Linked DNA regions of Homo sapiens: region 2 is linked to region 1. A link is a loop called in an ENCODE intact Hi-C map of the cell type or tissue named here. Cell type or tissue: PC-3. All regions are shown on one strand.

Region 1 (4,000 bases):
AGGTTGCAGGGAGGCGAGATTGCGCCATTGCACTCCAGCAGCCTGGGCAACAAGAGCAAAACTCCATCTCAAAAAAAAAAAAAAGAATATCCTTGATGAAGCAGTAAAAGTTGTTAATGTTATTAACTACTGACCCTTGAGCACACACTTTTTTCATCTTTTCTGTGATAAAATGGGAAGCACACAAAAAACACTCCTGCTGCATACTGAAGTGCAATGGCTGTCTCCAGGAAAAGCACTTCAGGGATTCTTTGAGTTGCAAGCTGAATGAGCACTTTTACTTTTTTTTTCATGGACTGCCATTTTTACTGAAAGAACAGCTGACAAGACAAAATGTTTTCAGACTTAGGTAGGAGGCAAACATTTGTTCAAAAATGAAAGAAGTATACCTGACTTCCAGGGAAACAACTGACGGGTGTGCTGCCAAAGATAAAATTCAAGTTTTGAAGTAACGATTTAGAATTTTGGAAAACTTATATCTACCACTATGAACTTTTCAATACTTAGAATTTTCTGATAGGAATTGTGGTGATATTTTAACATTTTTTATATTGTCCAATAAAATGTATACATGTTTAGAAGACCTGCATATTTGAAGTCCATATTTTCCAAATGCCTAATATACAATGTTACAAAATCATGCATGGGTAAAAGATGTCATTCAACAGCAAGACAGACTAATGTATTTTGATATAACAGAGTTCAAAAAGTTTAATGATATAATTTCAGATTCTACTTTGGAATGAACTTTTAAGAAACTACCACTTACGCAGTTCTGGTTTAGTTTCAAAGAAGACTATCCACAATTATCTGAAAAGGCTGTTGAAATACTCCTCCATTTTCTAACTACATATCTGTGTGAGGCTGGATTTTTAAAAAAATTATTTCAACCAAAACATTATATTGCAGCAGATTGTCTGCAGAAGTAGGTGTGAGAATTCAACTATCTTTTATTGGGTCAGACATTAATGAGATCTGTAATATGCTATTTATGTTAACTTGTAATGAGTTTATTACTATTCTTTTTAAATTAATTAATAAACTTTAATTTTTCAGCTTTAATTTCTAATAGAACTGTATTGTTTTCTATACTAATAGATTTGTCTAATTTTTTTTTTACCTAAAGTAAATCTGGATAAATTATATTTTCCCAGGAAATTACAAGTTATATAGAAGTTTTCAAATTTGCTTAAAGTTGAACCAAAAAAATCTTTAAAAATTTAATTTCTTAACATCATTGATTACTTTCTTCTTATCATTTGTGAGAAGTTTTCTTTTTGCTATAACTAATTTTCCTGAAAAAGTTGGCTAATAGTTTTTCCCCTAAAATTACAACTTTCTAATTTTATTGGTTTTGTTTCCTAATTTATTGTATACATATTGTAAAGTGATCTGAAATAATAACATCAAACATACCCCACATATCAATACATTTACATTTAAATCACCTATTACAAGAAAAATACTATCAGGTCTTATAACAAAGAAAACCCAACTCTATGCCCTATGTAAAAGCATATTTAAAATAAAATTATTTCAAAAGTTTGAAAATAAAAACATGCAAAAATGTGTAGCAGGAAAATGTAAACCAAAAGAAAGCAATATTTGTGATCTCAGTATTAGACAAGGTAGAATTCTGGCCAAAAAGTGAAACAAAAGCGGGACCTTTATAATGTTAAAGGGTGTCATTCACAATAAAGATATAATACTTAAGAATATTCATAGTCCAAGTAACATCTTGTCAACAAAAACAAAAACTACAGATATAAGAGGAGGAACAATTATGTGAGCAGCAGAGGACCTCTGTTCGCCTTGTCCAGGTGTTGTCAAACTCTAGCCCATGGGCAAAATCTGGCCACACGTGTTTATGTGGGACTCATGAGCTAAAAATGGTTTTTACATTTTTAATGGTTGGAAAAAAATTAAAAGAATAATATTTTGTGTTACATGAAAATCATATGAAACTTAAATGTCAATGTCCACAGTAAAGTTTTTTTTTGGGTCGGGGATGGAATCTCACTCTGTTGCTTGGGCTGGAGTGCAGTAGCGCCATCTCAGCTCACTGCAACCTCTGCCTCCTAGGTTCAAGTGATTCTCCTGCCTCAGCCTCCCGAGTAGCTGGGATTACAGGTGCCCACCACTATGCCCAGCTAATTTTTTGTATTTTTAGTAGAAACGGGGTTTCGCCATGTTGGCCAGGCTGATCTCGAACTCCTGACCTCATGATTTGCCCACCTCGGCTTCCCAAAGCGTCAGGATTACAGGCGTGAGTCACCGCGCCCGGCCCACAGTAAAGTTTTAATGGAACACAGCCATGCTCATTCATTTACACTGTGACTATGGTTCCTTTTATGCTACAATAGCAAGTTGAGTAGGTTCAGCAGAGACCATAAAGACTTAAATAAGTAGACTTAAATATTTACTATCTGACTATTTACAGAAAATATTTGGTGACTTCAACCTTGTTCATGGATGACCAAGTGGAGAAAATATCTAAGGATAATAAAGTAAATATAGTGGCATCAGTAGCCTCTGTACATAAAAACAACTAATAGAAATAATTTTTTTAAATTATAATACAATAAGAAGATAACATCTCTAAAAATAAACCTAACCAGAAAAGTACAAGACTTATTTGAAGAAAATGTTAAAACACCCTAAGGGATGTGAACTAGAAAATATAAAGGGCATATAATATTCTTGGTTAAGATGATTCAGTAGAATAAAAATGTAAGTTATTTCTAAGTTAATGTCTAAATATAACGTAATCCCAATAAAAATACAGCAGGACTTTTTGGAACTAGACAAGCTGCTTCCAGACTTAACACATAAAAAAGCCACAAGAGAGAGTAATTAATGGGGACTTATCTTTATATTAAGTATATTTTTATAAGGTTACAAAAATTTAAAAAATGTATTGAAACCAGAATGGACAGATCAATTAGAACGGAAAGAAAAGTACAGAAATGGGGTAGCCATCTGGAAAAATTAAATTTATATCCGCTTGTCACACTTTACATATTCCGAATAGATTTCTATAAGTTATTTAAAGAATCTGAGTAGGGAGGACTTTTCTAACTATGACAGAAATCCAAAATCTATCAAAAAGATTAATAATTTCTACTATATAGAAATAAATAACTTCTTCATGGAACAGAACTATCATGTAAAATGTTAAGCAACAACTGAAAAATTAGAAAGCTATATTTACAAATATCACAACTAAAATGTTGATTTTCATAATAAAGGACTTCTACAAATACTTAAAGGCCAAATTTTTTTTTAATCGGGAAAGATTATGAGCAGAGAGTTCACAAAAAGATGTTCAAGCTTAGTCCTCACAAGATATGTGCAAATTAAATTTGAACCTTTTTTTCTCCCACCATGTCAACAAAAGTTTAAAAGATGTTTATAATGTACCTTTGTCAGCAAGGGTGTTGAAAAAAGACCATTTATTAACTGCTGACAGGAGTACAAAGTGGCATAACCTTTTTAGAATGATCTTGGCAAAAAATATCAAATTTTCAAATGAAATCACCCTTTGATCTAGACATTTGCTTTATGGGAATTGACCCAATAGATATACTAGCCTATGTACAAAATGATACAAATGTATAAGATGTACAGATGAATGTAATAGCAAAAGAGTAGAAACAACATAAATAGCTATCAAAGAGACTAATGAATTTAATTATGCTGGACCTATATAAAGGAATATTATACAGCCATAAAAAAGCTGCTTATGTGATGATTTGGAAAAATTGTCAAGATACATTTATATTAATTTAAAGAAAAAAGAGCAAGGAGCATTATTATGTGTACAGTTATACCACTATTTGTATTTTTAAGGGAAAAATATGTCAATGTATCAGTGCATATACCAGGTTGGTTCACTCAACATCCATCTTAAACTCCAAATATGCTTTTCTATATTGAAGAAATTATGAAGATAAAAATGACACTTCCCAAATGTCCTTGCAACTATTGTCCTGGATGGGAT
Region 2 (4,000 bases), 110 kb before region 1:
TCTGTATTCCCTGTGGTTCTGCCTTTAGCCCTCTGGATTTTCATGCTATGCCTTTTTTTTCTGCGAAAAAAACCATCAAAACCCATGGCTTTAATAACTGTTTCCACTCTATTGACTCTAAATCAGACACCCCACAGGCACCTCAAACCTAAAGAAGCTACTGTAAACTCACTGTGTTTGATACCTAATCTGTTCCTCCCACTACTGTATTTTTCACCTCAACCATCTGTCCCATCATTCATTCAAAAGACCATACCAGAATCTCAAGGATCATTTTTAGAGTCCTCCTCTAGTATTTTCTCTCTCCCTCCACATTCCATCAATGACTAGATCACATAGATTTTACTTTTTAAGTATCCTTCAAGTCAGTTTCTACTTTTCACCTTAACCCGCTCAACCTTAGTTCAGGCTATCACTTATTCTAGTCTGGAGTAGGACTATTACCTCCCAGTAATACCTCCTGGTCTGTCCCTCTAATATATGCTCCATACTATTGCCAGAAGGAGTTGCCTATAGACGAAATCTGGTCATGTCACTCCTCTCATGAACATGCTTCAATGGCTCCTCATCATTTTTAGGAGAAAGTTCCACAAAGTCATTCATTCAATTATGAAATATTTATTAATCAATTACACTGTCCCAAGTGCTGTGGGAGATGCCATAGTTAGAGAAAACAAAACAACGCATGATTTTTACTAAAAAAGCTCCTAGTTATGCTTATGTAGAAATAGGTTTCAGATTCTTTGGAGAAAGTTGTGAAACAATGGAAACTTTATTGAAATTGGCAACACAAATGCTGTGATTCAAGCTTTCTTCACCCTTTCTAATTCTACAGAAAAACAGCATCAAATAGATGATCTGTGGGGTCCCAGTCTGAGTTCTTTGCCTATTGAAGCCCCACGCTTACTTTTACTCATTCTGTTTGAACTGTAGTGAGGATATTCTCAGAAAGATTAAAGGAGAACCTAGCGCAAAAGTGTCTTTAGCATCTCAAGGAGACTTAAACACCATTCCTCTGGATTCCTATACCTCAATGGATGCTTTGCCTGTCGGTATCCACATTGGTTCACCCTTGGGTCAGATAGCTGTCCCATGCTTTCTAAACACAAAATAAAAGATGCTGTACATCACTTGGTCTCTAATAACATGCCACAGCTTTGATGCAACATTATGGGACTACAGTATCTAATTGGCTTGGTGTGTGCTTCCTGTCTACTCCTGTAATAAAGATCGCATTAGGTTTGCTTTATGTGTATGACTTGACTTTAAATAAGAACAGTCAAACTCATTTTAAACTAGAGAAAACCTAGGAATTATGTTAGAGGGAATAACCCTTTACGTGATGAACTAATGAATATTTTTTCTTTCTAATTTTCACGAGTCTAGACACATCTTTTGTGAAGAAAAAAAATGCTTTCTGGCTGTTAATTTGACAGCTGGAAATTTTTATTCTGGTTCACCTGGACGTTAATCACTGTTTAGCTTGTGAGGAGGGAGAGAATTGTCTCAGAGAAACTATTTTTGAAGGCTGACTAACAATGGTCTGAGTGACTCACGATGCAGGAAGGTATGCGTTAAGCAGATTGTTGAAAGAGAAAAAAAAAGTTGTTTGATATATTTCCTCCCCTCTGCCAAAGTGTAGACAAGAAAAGGGATTCTTGAGTGCTAGTAAAATTCTGTTTTTTTATCTGAGTGCTGGTTATTAAGTGATTTCAATTCTAATAAATTCATTGAGCCATGCACTCAGGATTTGTGCAATTCTCTGCACATGTTCTACTTCAGTACTTTTTAAAAACTATAGCACTCCCTCTTCACCTGGAGGATGAATAGACCTATGTGTGTATATACACACATGCACACATACATGCTTCCCCTTCATGCAAAGGTTTTATATTTCTAAAAGCACCTTTCTGTTTTAATATATATTTTTTAGTTTTAATAGAACAAGGTCTCGCTATGTTGCCCAGGCTTGTCTCAAACTCCTGGACTCAAGCAATCCTCCTGCCTCAGCTTCCCAAAGTGCTGGGATTAGTCATGAGCCACCGTGCCTAGACTTATCTTCTATTAGACTATAAATTCTCTCTTTTTCATTAGACTCTAGGGCAAATGTCTTATTTAGTCTGTTCTGTCTATTGGAACTAGCACATAGAAAATACTTCATAAATACACTCTGAATGAGTGAGCAAAAGAACATATAAATCAAGGGTTCCCAACCCCCAGGCTGTGGACCGGTATTGGTCCACGGCCTGTTAGGAACCAGGCTGCACAGTAGGAGGTGAGTGGAAGAGGAGCAAGCATTTCCACCTGAGCTCCATTTCCTGTCAGATCCATGGCATTAGATTCTCAGAGAAGCGTGAACCCAATTGTGAACTGTGCATGCGAGGAATCCAGGTTGCACACTCCTTATGAGGATCTAATGCCTGATGATCTGAGGTGGAGCAGTTTCATTCTGAGACCATCCCCACCCTGGTCCATGGAAAAATAGTCTTCCATGAAACTGGTCCCTGGTGCCAAAAACGCTGGGGCCCGCTGATATAAATGACAAAACTAAAGAAATTAGAAACAGATTTTAGTGACTCAGAATAGAAATATAGTAAATTAGTATTCTCTACATTGTAAACAACAATTATGATCATGTCTATCTTAGTTGTTAGCCAGGTTCAATAGGCAGTTTGAATTTCATAATCCTGGTTAAATATTTTTATTTTATTACTTATTTTTATTTTTATTTTATTATTATTTTTTGAGACAGAGTCTTGCTCTGTCACCCAGGCTGGAGTGCAGCATTGCAATCTCGGCTCACTGCAACCTCTGCCTCCGGGTTCAAGCAATTCTCCTGCCTCAGCCTCCAGTGTAGCCGGCTGATTTTTGTATTTTTAGTAGAGACAGGGTTTCACCATGTTGGACAGGCTGGTCTCGAACTCCTGACCTTGTGATCTGCCTGCCTCAGCCTCCCAAAGTTCTGGGATTACAGGCTTGAGCCACTGCACCCAGCCAGTAATGCTGGTTAAGTGTTAAATATAATGTTTGACCAACCAAACCAGCCTATTCTTCAATGTTACCAAATAAATATCAAGAAGAGTAAGGTCTCTATGACTTAGTGATAGACTTTAAGGAGTGTTGGAACCACACTACTGTAGGGTTAGAAGGGCTTAGTGCTGGAGTGGAGGACACAGCACAGCGTCCCCCTCCATGTAGAATCTGCACATATGCCATGAGAGAGGGACCTGACATGACATGTGTCCAGTTTAGTTAGCCTGTAAGGTTTCTTCAGTCATTGTCTTAAAATAATTGGTGCTTGTACTATTAAGGAACCAATAGAACAAGTAGAATGCTTTAAAATATTTCTAGTTAATGACCTTTACTATTGTTTTCTATTCTATTAGGTTTCAGAAAGCCCCTCTGGAATAATGTGTATTATACCATGATTTCAAAAGTGGGGTGGGGTGATAATACATTAGTTATTCATTTATGTATAACAAGTTACTCCAAACTGTAATGGCTCAAAACAACCATAAACATTTATCTCTCATAGTTTCTGTGAGTTTGAAACTTAGGAGCAATTTTGCTGAGCAAGTGAATGTTCCAAAAAGGTTAAGTCACTTGCTCAAAGTTATACTGCTAATAAGTAGTCAGGCTAGGATTTGGAACCAGTTTCTAATGACCAGCAGTGACACTGGTGGCCAGGATATCAATTAGGAAGCTATAGCAATAGCTCAAGTAAAAAATAACTTAGGGAAGTTCCAACTTACAGTACAGGTAGCAGAAGCGGAAATATTTTGGCAGTTGGTTGTGGGGCCACCCTGAGAACCAGATAACAGAGTGTCTGGCCCGAGGCACAGTGCTTTAGAAGGCTGTGTTCTGGCCACTGCTCTCCTCCCCACAGAACCAGGTCCATAGGTCTAAGGGGACTGGCCTGCCTGGAGCCCACACTCTGCCTTTTTTAAACTCAGGTACCTAAATTCCTGGAATTCCCTGCCCAGACTGCCACAGGATTCTT

What was found. Peaks named below come from ENCODE experiments on the same cell type or tissue, not always from the same donor. Only the 100,000 strongest peaks of a DNase experiment are listed, where the experiment ranks them.
Region 2: a loop joins it to region 1, with 6 times the contacts of the local background. A loop is called at or near these places in 1 of 110 quality-filtered maps.

The regions. Positions count from the first base shown.
Region 1 is chr12:96,773,434-96,777,433 of GRCh38, reverse strand. The region is part of intron 60 of CFAP54 (cilia and flagella associated protein 54); the gene reads right to left. Among named protein-coding and RNA genes, the nearest start is that of NEDD1, 130 kb to the left of the region's middle. In PC-3, no CTCF peak of the experiment used is centred here; DNase peaks (open chromatin) are centred at 2,363 and 2,753; H3K27ac peaks cover 1,975 bases.
Region 2 is chr12:96,887,287-96,891,286 of GRCh38, reverse strand. No RefSeq gene overlaps it. Among named protein-coding and RNA genes, the nearest start is that of NEDD1, 18 kb to the left of the region's middle. In PC-3, no CTCF peak of the experiment used is centred here; a DNase peak (open chromatin) is centred at 1,546; H3K4me3 peaks cover 463 bases; H3K27ac peaks cover 1,611 bases.